Regions from separate parts of the Homo sapiens genome. Here regions 2 and 3 are each linked to region 1. The links are chromatin contacts, found by Hi-C in ENCODE. All regions are on one chromosome and are shown on one strand. The core of a region is the stretch at or near the end of the contact, and the rest is flanking DNA. Distances in the headings are between cores, read along the strand shown.

Region 1 (2,700 bases), core at 1-2,500:
TTTGAAGGAAAAGTTCAATCAGCCCACTTGCACCTCTGCCTAATGCAGATGTTGTGTGTGCCGCACACCAGCGGCTGGGAGGAAGCCGGTGTAGGTGAGTCGGACTCCAGCGTCCCCTGCATTTAGTTTGCCGTAAAGCCAACCCAGGAACACTGGGGCATTTCACCGCAGCCGCTCAGCTGAGGGGACAACTCCCCTCCAGCTCTTCGCCCAGCGTGACCATGACAACCATCTGGAAACAGGCGTCCCAGCCTTCCTCGGTTCAAAAACCCCAGCCTGCAAAGGCAGGGTAAATAGTTTTTGCCTTTTCCCTTCTATCCGTAACTTCCACCACTCCATAGATTCTAAAACCATCTCTCCTGCCATTAATGCCACTTAAATGCCCTCGACACTTTGGCTGCTGGGTGCCTTGGTTTGGAATGCAGAGTCTGAGGTACTTGAGGTTGTTTTAATTCTGTAAATATGAAAAGGGAAGGGAAGCGAGGCAAATACTGAAGCTTGCAACCACAATCTCTCATCGGTTTGCTGAGGAAATTTTCTAAGATGAAAATAGAAAGGCACATGACGCCCTGTGAAGGACGTGGCCCAGCCGCCTACTCTCTGTTGCTGTCTCCCGCTACGACCTCTCACACAGGTAGGAAGCCCCTGCGGACAGCGGGGCCAGCGAAAGGACAGCTCAGACGGCCACCACACTTGAGTTCTGTGCTTTCCTGGGCATGGGAGGAGCTACAAACTTTACTTAAAAAAAAAAAAAAATCACACAGTTTTTCAACAGGAAGAGTGAAGTAGAAGAACAGATCATTTAATTATACAAACAAAATCGCTTTCCTTTGCTCCAGCGAGTCCAGGCAACCTTTCAAGTTCATTTGCTGCCTGAAAGAAAGGTTTTTAGTATCAGAAAGAACCTCGCTGTCCTCCAATATCCACAGGGAAAACAAGATCAGAAACAAAAGTCCACCATGGAAGAAATCCCAGAGCGATCCAATTTGGAAAGAATTTAATTAACAAAATAAAACGGAGGGAAAATGGTCCAGGTGGGGCCCTAGGGAGATCGGACTTCTGTCCCAGCTGAAGTCTGCCCAGCACACCTGGTGGGCAGCCCCTGGGCCTGTCACTGCAGAACTGGCCTTGACAAGCAGACCCACTGTGCGCGACGCCACGGTTTCCTTACGCACTCGGCATTATGTACAGATATGAAAAAACCCAACGGCAGGTGGCTGGAAAGTGGCTTCTAGCTCCCCTATGCTGGCTTGGCACGTTCATGCATGCAAAGCGAGGAGGTTTTGCGGGCTTCACCAAACAGTTAATTTTGGCAAAAAGAGAAAACAAACAAACAAAAAGCTAAAATTCATAAGCAGGATTTAAAAGCCACTGAAGTGAAAATGATGTATTTCCTCAGCGTTATGGAGTTAGACTACCACTACAATCTTTTTTTTTTTTTAATAAAGTCTCTGCCATCCTCTCCCCCGACTCAGGTCAAAGTTCATAGCAGCAATGCACAAAGTCCTCTGTGAAGCCAGTGTTCTCTGCTCCCCGGGTCAGAGGTCACAGGTCAAGTTCAGTCAGTCCGAAGAATCATGGGCGGGTGCTCGCTGTCCTCATCCAGGCGCAGGGCGCTGGCCTCGTCCTCCAGGCAGGCGCCACCCACAGCACCCAGGTCGTCTGTGTAGGCTGCAAAGAGACGACGAAGTCACCCTTCAAAGGCTGGGGACACACCACAGACCCCATGACACACACTGAGGACTGTGTTTTGGAAACACTGGTGTATATTTATAAACTGAAGCCTGTACTAAGACGTTCTGAATTCTGATTGCTTTCTAATGAACTCTTTGCAGCCTTAGGCAGCTCGAGATGAAGTCATTTGTTCTCTGACATTCATAAATGTCAAAATGATGCCTGCACAGTAAACAGAGGCTCCCTCATGGACGGGCCACAAACTCTCTCAAGCTGGTTAAGAGCTCAAAAATAACACCAGGAAAAAAAATGACACTAGGAGACTCTCAGGGTGGGCTCATGAACTGGAAGTGCCGGTTCACAGATGGGAGTGGCAGCGAGCAGGCACAGCCCTGCGTGGGTGCAAAACCACAGGCTCTCCCACTGGAGTGCGAGTTGGCTTTTTTAAGAAGGTGGCTCACATAGCCAAGGCTGTGGCTGGAGGATCTCATGCATGGGTCTTAGTGCTGCCGCCGGAGGGGAGCCCATTGGCCTCATTCCCCTACAGCTTCTGCACTTCACAGGCCCAGCATGAAGGCAGTACTCGATGCAGATTTGCTGAAGGACGAAAAAGGTGGGAGGGAAAAGACTGAGGCAAAACCCTTGGCAGTACTTTTCAGGGTGGTATCTTGGCTGAGAGGTGGCCAGTCTGGGCCCAAGTCACGTGACCCCAGAGTCACCTGAGCCAGGATGACATTTTCTTTAAAAACGGAGAAAATGAGCCTGGTACGGTGGCTCATGCCTATAATCCCAGCACTGTGGGAGGCTGAGGCGGGAGAATCACTTGAGCCCAGGAGGAGTTTGAGACCACCCTGGGCAACATAGGGAAACCCCATCTCTCCTTTAAAAAAAAAAAAAAAAAAGGAAACGAAACTGAATTCAGCCTTGAGAGAGGCCTTGGGAACACCCATTTACCAACCTCGCTTATGTTCTCAGAACCAGTCCCCATCTTTCCCAGTGAGGAGCTGGTGGGGTGGCTCCGGAGCC
Region 2 (2,700 bases), core at 1-2,500, 1.0 Mb before region 1:
AAAACAAAATACGTTTTCGTATTCTTAGAAATACATTGTTTCATTTGGCAAATCTTTATGTGTATTTTAACGTGTACATTTAGAAGTATGCAGTAATCAAAGGTGGCATTGGCAATTTAATATTCTGTTAGAAGACAGGACTTCCTTTTAGTTCTTTACAGAGAGGAAATAAAATAATCAAGAATGTCCTTTTCCAAGTTTCAGTAATTAGATTAAAATTTTTTTGAGTTGAGAAAGGATCAGACAAATGAATTCAGTTTTGTTTGTGTTAGAGTATGGGAAAATTGAAGAATTTTAGTGTCTTTTGAATGTTTGGCCTGTTCACATGATGAGGCTGTATTTCCCAGGCGTGGGAAGATGAGTGATTGTAGACTTTGATTCAGTATATGACCACACTTCTGAGAGCATGACACATTTCGAGAATAAATGATGCCTTTCATTGCCTTATGTAAAAAAAAATCTTCACGTTGGATAAGTCTTCTTCTAAAATGTTGCGTTTTCTCGGGAATCACAGGGTGTCTGTTATGGACTATGTTCCTGAAATTTAGTTCAAAGTAGTGGTTAAACTGTATACTAGTCAGATGGTTACTAGGATGTTTCAGTTTTCACAAAAGAAAGTCAAATGCCTTCTTTCCTTCCTTTTTGTGGTCAGACTGGTCTTGAAGTCTGCTAGCTCTTGCTCGCCACACGTTGTCCCGCCAGCTTCACTCTTGATGACAGCTCTCAGAGGGAGCAGAGTCCACATGGATGTGGTGTGTCCTGCCCTCCCTTGGCTCCCCCAGTAGTTGCTCTGCCTGACAAGTGCCCAGTAATTTGGCTGGACATGCAGAACATGACTTTTTAATTTTTTTCATCTGGAAAGAACATAAGCTATTTCCCCTGGGTTCTGCTGCTGTTAGTACTTGGACATTTGTTTTAGGATTTAAGTCTCTATTACCTTCCCACTGCTTCCACCGCTCCCCACTTTTTCCTTCTCAGGAGAGGAGTCTGGGGGCTTCTCTCTTTGCATGTCTTCCTGTCAAGTATTACCTATTATGATTCTGGTGAAGAGCGGACTGTCTTGCATCTAAAGGTAATGAAGACCATCTACTTCAGAAGTCTTGTTAAGTTCTGCGCTAAAACATTTATCTCCCATTTCTGTTATACCTGTAAAGGGGAGCAAAGAATTTGTGTCTTCAGAGAGAAGTCCACTATCCTAGTCCTTTCAGCCCCCTTGAGGTTTGGTGCAGGCCTGCCTGGGAGTTCCACAAATGGGAGTGTGCTCTAGGGCCCCCTGCCTGAACCAGTGGCCAGTGACTCCCTTTGGAGAGAATATCCCGGCAGAAGTTCTCGAGTCTCAGGACTTGCTGTAGGCGGTTTTATCTTGGTTTCAGCCATCACGAAATGTAGTTGATTGGATCAGTGACTGGGAATTTCAAGAACAGATTTTACAGGAGTGCTGTTTCCTTAGAGTTGTAAAGTTATTGACAGGGCCATTTCAACTTTGGTTAAACAGATTAAAGGTTGGCCGGGCGCAATGGCTCATGCCTGTAATCCCAGCACTTTGGGAGGCCGAGGTGGGTGGATCACGAGGTCAGGAGATCGAGACCATCCTGGCTAACACAGTGAAACCCTGTCTCTACTAAAAATACAAAAAATTAGCTGGGCGTAGTGGCGGGCACCTGTAGTCCCAGCTACTCAGGAGGCTGAGGCAGGAGAATCGCGTTAACCTGGAAGGCGGAGCTTGTAGTGAGCAGAGATCGCGCCACTGCACTTCAGCCTGGGTGACAGAGGGAGATTCCATCTCAAAAAAAAAAAAAAAAAAAAAAACAGATTAAAGGTCAAACTTGGGTAGTCACACTAACCTGAGCGTCTCCCCCACATAGGGAGTCTGTAAGTCCTTAATTTCATAAGAGACTTGAAGTAGAAGCTGTTTTCTCCTGATGTCCCCAACATATCCCTCCCTCCCTATCTTGATGAGGTGCTGGACCCCCAGGACTACTGCAGTGCTGTGGTGGGGGCCTTTCTGGTCCTCAGCCCAGCTTCTTCACGGCCGACTCTGTTGGGATGCATCATGCTGGAGATAACTATGTAGCCATTCCTTCCTAAATAGTCTTAGTCCTGTGGGATTGGAGAGGCCCTCTTTTCCCTTGGGGTCTCTAGGAATTAGGATTTCAGAACTTTTCCCTGTTTGCTATATCAGGTCAGCCATTGAGGATATTTCGGGTAATTCCCCTTGTTCAAGGCAGAATATTGTCATCTATAATGTTAATGGTTCTGAGAATTTGTATTCATACTTTCTGTATGCTTACATAAGTTTGTTTAAACATTTGAGCCTGATTGGTGTTGACAAATATTTGGTATTGACATATTTTTAAGTAAATATCTGCAGCTCTGTCATTTCTAGCCTTGTGATTTTGTGTAAGTTACTTAATCTCCCTAAGCTGTTAAAAAACCGAAGTGAAATTATTTATATGAAGAATTTATCAAAAATCTCGACGATTGTAATAGTAGGCATTCAAAACTGTTAGTCATCAGTGTGTTAAGCCTCTGGCCTGCCTGTCTTTACATACTGAGTAGAGTGAGTTGGAAGAATTGTTTTATTTGGGCTGAGGAATAACTGATGATTGGCAATATGATTATTATATCTTTTCTTCCCAACTTTGTATTTTGAAAATGTTCAAATCTACAGAAAAGTTGAAGGAATGGTACGATGAATCC
Region 3 (2,700 bases), core at 136-2,635, 1.5 Mb before region 1:
ATGCCTGGCTACTTTTGTATTTTTTGTAGAGTCAGGGTCTCCCTATGTTGCCTAGGCTGTTCTTTAACTCCTGGTCTCAAGGGATACTCTTGCTGTAGCCCGGCAAAGTGCTGGGATTACAGGTGTGAGCCACTGCATCCGGCCCGCATTTTCTTATTGTCTCTTTAAACTGCTTAAAATCAAAGAAACCATAGGAATTGAGTATGTGAGCTCTCAGAAATGAAATGAATGTGTATAAAATATGGTTTTGTTTCTAAATTATCTAACTGAACTTGGTTATTGCTGCACCTAATAACCTTCTACTAAGAAAACTAGGATACGGGAGAAAGAACACTGGCCTGGGAGATAAGACTCCTGAGTTCTACTATGAGCAACTCTACCCACAAAGCCAGTGACCCGGTCAAGTCACCCACCTGCTAAGGCCCAGTCTCTTCCCCTAGCAACTGAGGCAGCAAGAGAGAATCCCTGCAGACTGTTCCTGCATTACTACCAGTCTCCAGGGCAGATCTAAGGGGGGAATCAGCAGACACTTAAATGAGAGAACAGAGATGCTGACGGACGTTTAGAGGCGGTCGAAATCTGGAGCACGGAAAGGAGGAGGAAGGGCTGTTAGGGGTTAGTGGGGAGTGGAGACGACGTCTGCAGCTGAGGCTGGTGATACCCTCCACGCCCCCGTAAGCCTCGTCCTCCCAGATATTCCCGTGCAGCGCCTCAAGGCCAAACACACGCCTCTCCTGCAAGCGATCGGACCCTCCCCCGCCTCATACTCTAAGGTCCCGAACATACGGTGACTTCACCCAGGCCTTTCTCGCTCCGGGCCCGAAAACCCAAAGACTTACCCTCCTGGGGCTCCCCAGAGGCCGGGGCGGGGCTGCTGTCGCTGGCGCGCGTCTGCTCGCGAGGTCCCCTCTTGTCCACCTCACCAAGGCTGTTCTGCTCCTGAGGGGCCCGGGCCGGGCCTACGGGGCAAATCCAGGAGGGTGTCCTTCCCGGGGCCCAGATCCGCCTCCCTGGGACTCACCGTACAGCGGCGGCCTGGGCCAGGCCCCCAGGACACACACGGGCCAGGCCCGGTTCCCGCCGCCCCTTCGCCTCCGCCTCCGCTGCCACCTTCGCCACCTCCCGCCCGGTTCCCCTGGCCGCAGGGCCGCCGGCTCAGGGGCTCACGCTCGGGGGTCCCCGCTCAAGCCTCCACCCGGCCCGTGCGAACCCTGGCCCACATAGCTCCGCGCCCGCCTAGGTGCTGGCCTAGGCGCTCAGCGTCCAGCCCCGCAGGCTCAGCGATTCTCGTCCACTGGGGGCCAAAGCCTGGGAACTAGAGCAAGCGGTGACCTGAGGACACACAGGAAGCGATGGCAGTGCGGCGGCAGCGCGCATGTGCGAACACGCACCCAGGGAGAGGCGCACACGCGCAGGAGTTCACCGGAAGTCCGCCTCCCAGGGCCCACCGTTGGTCCCAGGACAAGGGCCGGACTCTATTTCCCATGAGCCTACCAGCGCCCCCCAACTTTAGGGGCCATTTCAAATGTCTCTACCCCGTCTAAAGGTTAAGAAGCCCCAGGCTATATGAGCTTCGGCAGCCCTGATCCCCGGACTGAACTTCGCATTTGTCTTTATTCCCTTTTAGGGTCAAGTCCAGGGCTGCAGTGACTGGGTCCTGGAGCCCAAGGCCTCCAGGTTAGAACCGAGTTTCCCATAACGAGAAGGAAAGGAAAGGGTGTATCGTGGTCACTGCGCTGAAATGCTAAGAGAAGTTTCACTCAAATACTAGGACAGGATAAATGCCCAGCGATGCTTTCCAAGGAAGAGAAAGAAAATAGAATTTGTGGCCGGGCGCGGTGGCTCACGCCTGTAATCCCAGGACTTTGGGAGGCCGAGGAGGGCAGCTCGCGAGGTCAAGAGATAGAGACCATCCTCGCCAACATGGTGAAACCCCGTCTCTACTAAAAATACGAAAATTAGCTGGGCGTGGTGGCGCGTGCCTGTAATCCCAGCTACTCCGGAGGCTGAGGCAAGAGAATCGCTTGAACCCGGGAGGCGGAGGTTCCAGTGAGCCGAGCTCGCGCCCCTGCACTCCAGCCTGGCGACGGAGCGAGACTCTGTAGCTTTTCTAGATCACACAGCAAATGCCTAAAAACTGTAGAGAAATCAGGAAATACACAAATCGAACAAAGAAAAGATACCTGTGATTTCACCTTCCCCAGGAGGATTATGTTTAGGGTTAGGTTATGTTGACCAAAAAGACTCAAAGTTTGTAAAGAGTTTTATTCTGGGCCTCCTATTTGAGTGACCATGGCTGGTGACACAGCCTCAGGGGGTCCTGAGAACGTGAGCCCAAAGTGGTTGGGTTACAGCTTGGTTTTATACATCTTAGGGAGACAGCAGTTACAGGCAAAGACATAAATCAATACATGGGATGTACACATTGGGTCAGCCTGGAAAGGCTTTCAGGTCACTAGCAGATTCAAAGATTGGCAGTTGATTCAGAGTTAAGTGTTGGCTGAACAGTTGGAAGATGACGTAAAGAAATGGGCCATTGCGGTGGCTCTTGCCTGTAATCCCAGCATTTTGGGAGGGTGACCTGGGAGGATCCCTTGAGGCCAGGAGTTCAAGGACAGCCTGGGCAACACAGCAAGACCCCCATCTCTACAAAAAAAAAAAAAAAAATTATCCAGGTGTGGTGGTGCATGCCTGTAGTCT

Evidence for each region. A loop is a pair of places that touch in the nucleus more often than their neighbours do. Pooled maps may share reads with other maps.
Region 2: a pooled map shows a loop between it and region 1 (4-fold over the local background). The contact joins two enhancer-like sites. A Hi-C loop is called at or near these places in 2 of 37 single-sample maps with no recorded cell type and 2 of 50 pooled maps.
Region 3: a pooled map shows a loop between it and region 1 (9-fold over the local background). The contact joins two enhancer-like sites. A Hi-C loop is called at or near these places in 2 of 37 single-sample maps with no recorded cell type and 3 of 50 pooled maps.

What each region holds. Positions count from the first base shown.
Region 1 is chr7:5,229,806-5,232,505 of GRCh38, reverse strand. WIPI2 (WD repeat domain, phosphoinositide interacting 2) reads right to left here. Exons shown (of 13, transcript NM_015610.4): 13 at 1-1,671. The coding sequence ends at 1,559. Among named protein-coding and RNA genes, the nearest start is that of WIPI2, 41 kb to the right of the region's middle. RefSeq lists an enhancer at 400-549. Within about 2 kb of position 1,250, at least 10 of the 41 ENCODE cell types and tissues checked have a DNase peak (open chromatin) inside an H3K27ac peak, as active enhancers do.
Region 2 is chr7:6,254,868-6,257,567 of GRCh38, reverse strand. The region is part of intron 1 of CYTH3 (cytohesin 3); the gene reads left to right. Among named protein-coding and RNA genes, the nearest start is that of CYTH3, 16 kb to the left of the region's middle. RefSeq lists an enhancer at 883-932. Within about 2 kb of position 1,250, at least 15 of the 41 ENCODE cell types and tissues checked have a DNase peak (open chromatin) inside an H3K27ac peak, as active enhancers do.
Region 3 is chr7:6,728,441-6,731,140 of GRCh38, reverse strand. No RefSeq gene overlaps it. Among named protein-coding and RNA genes, the nearest start is that of ZNF12, 23 kb to the right of the region's middle. RefSeq lists silencers at 561-610, 1,021-1,130 and enhancers at 1,281-1,490, 1,542-2,517. Within about 2 kb of position 1,385, at least 39 of the 41 ENCODE cell types and tissues checked have a DNase peak (open chromatin) inside an H3K27ac peak, as active enhancers do.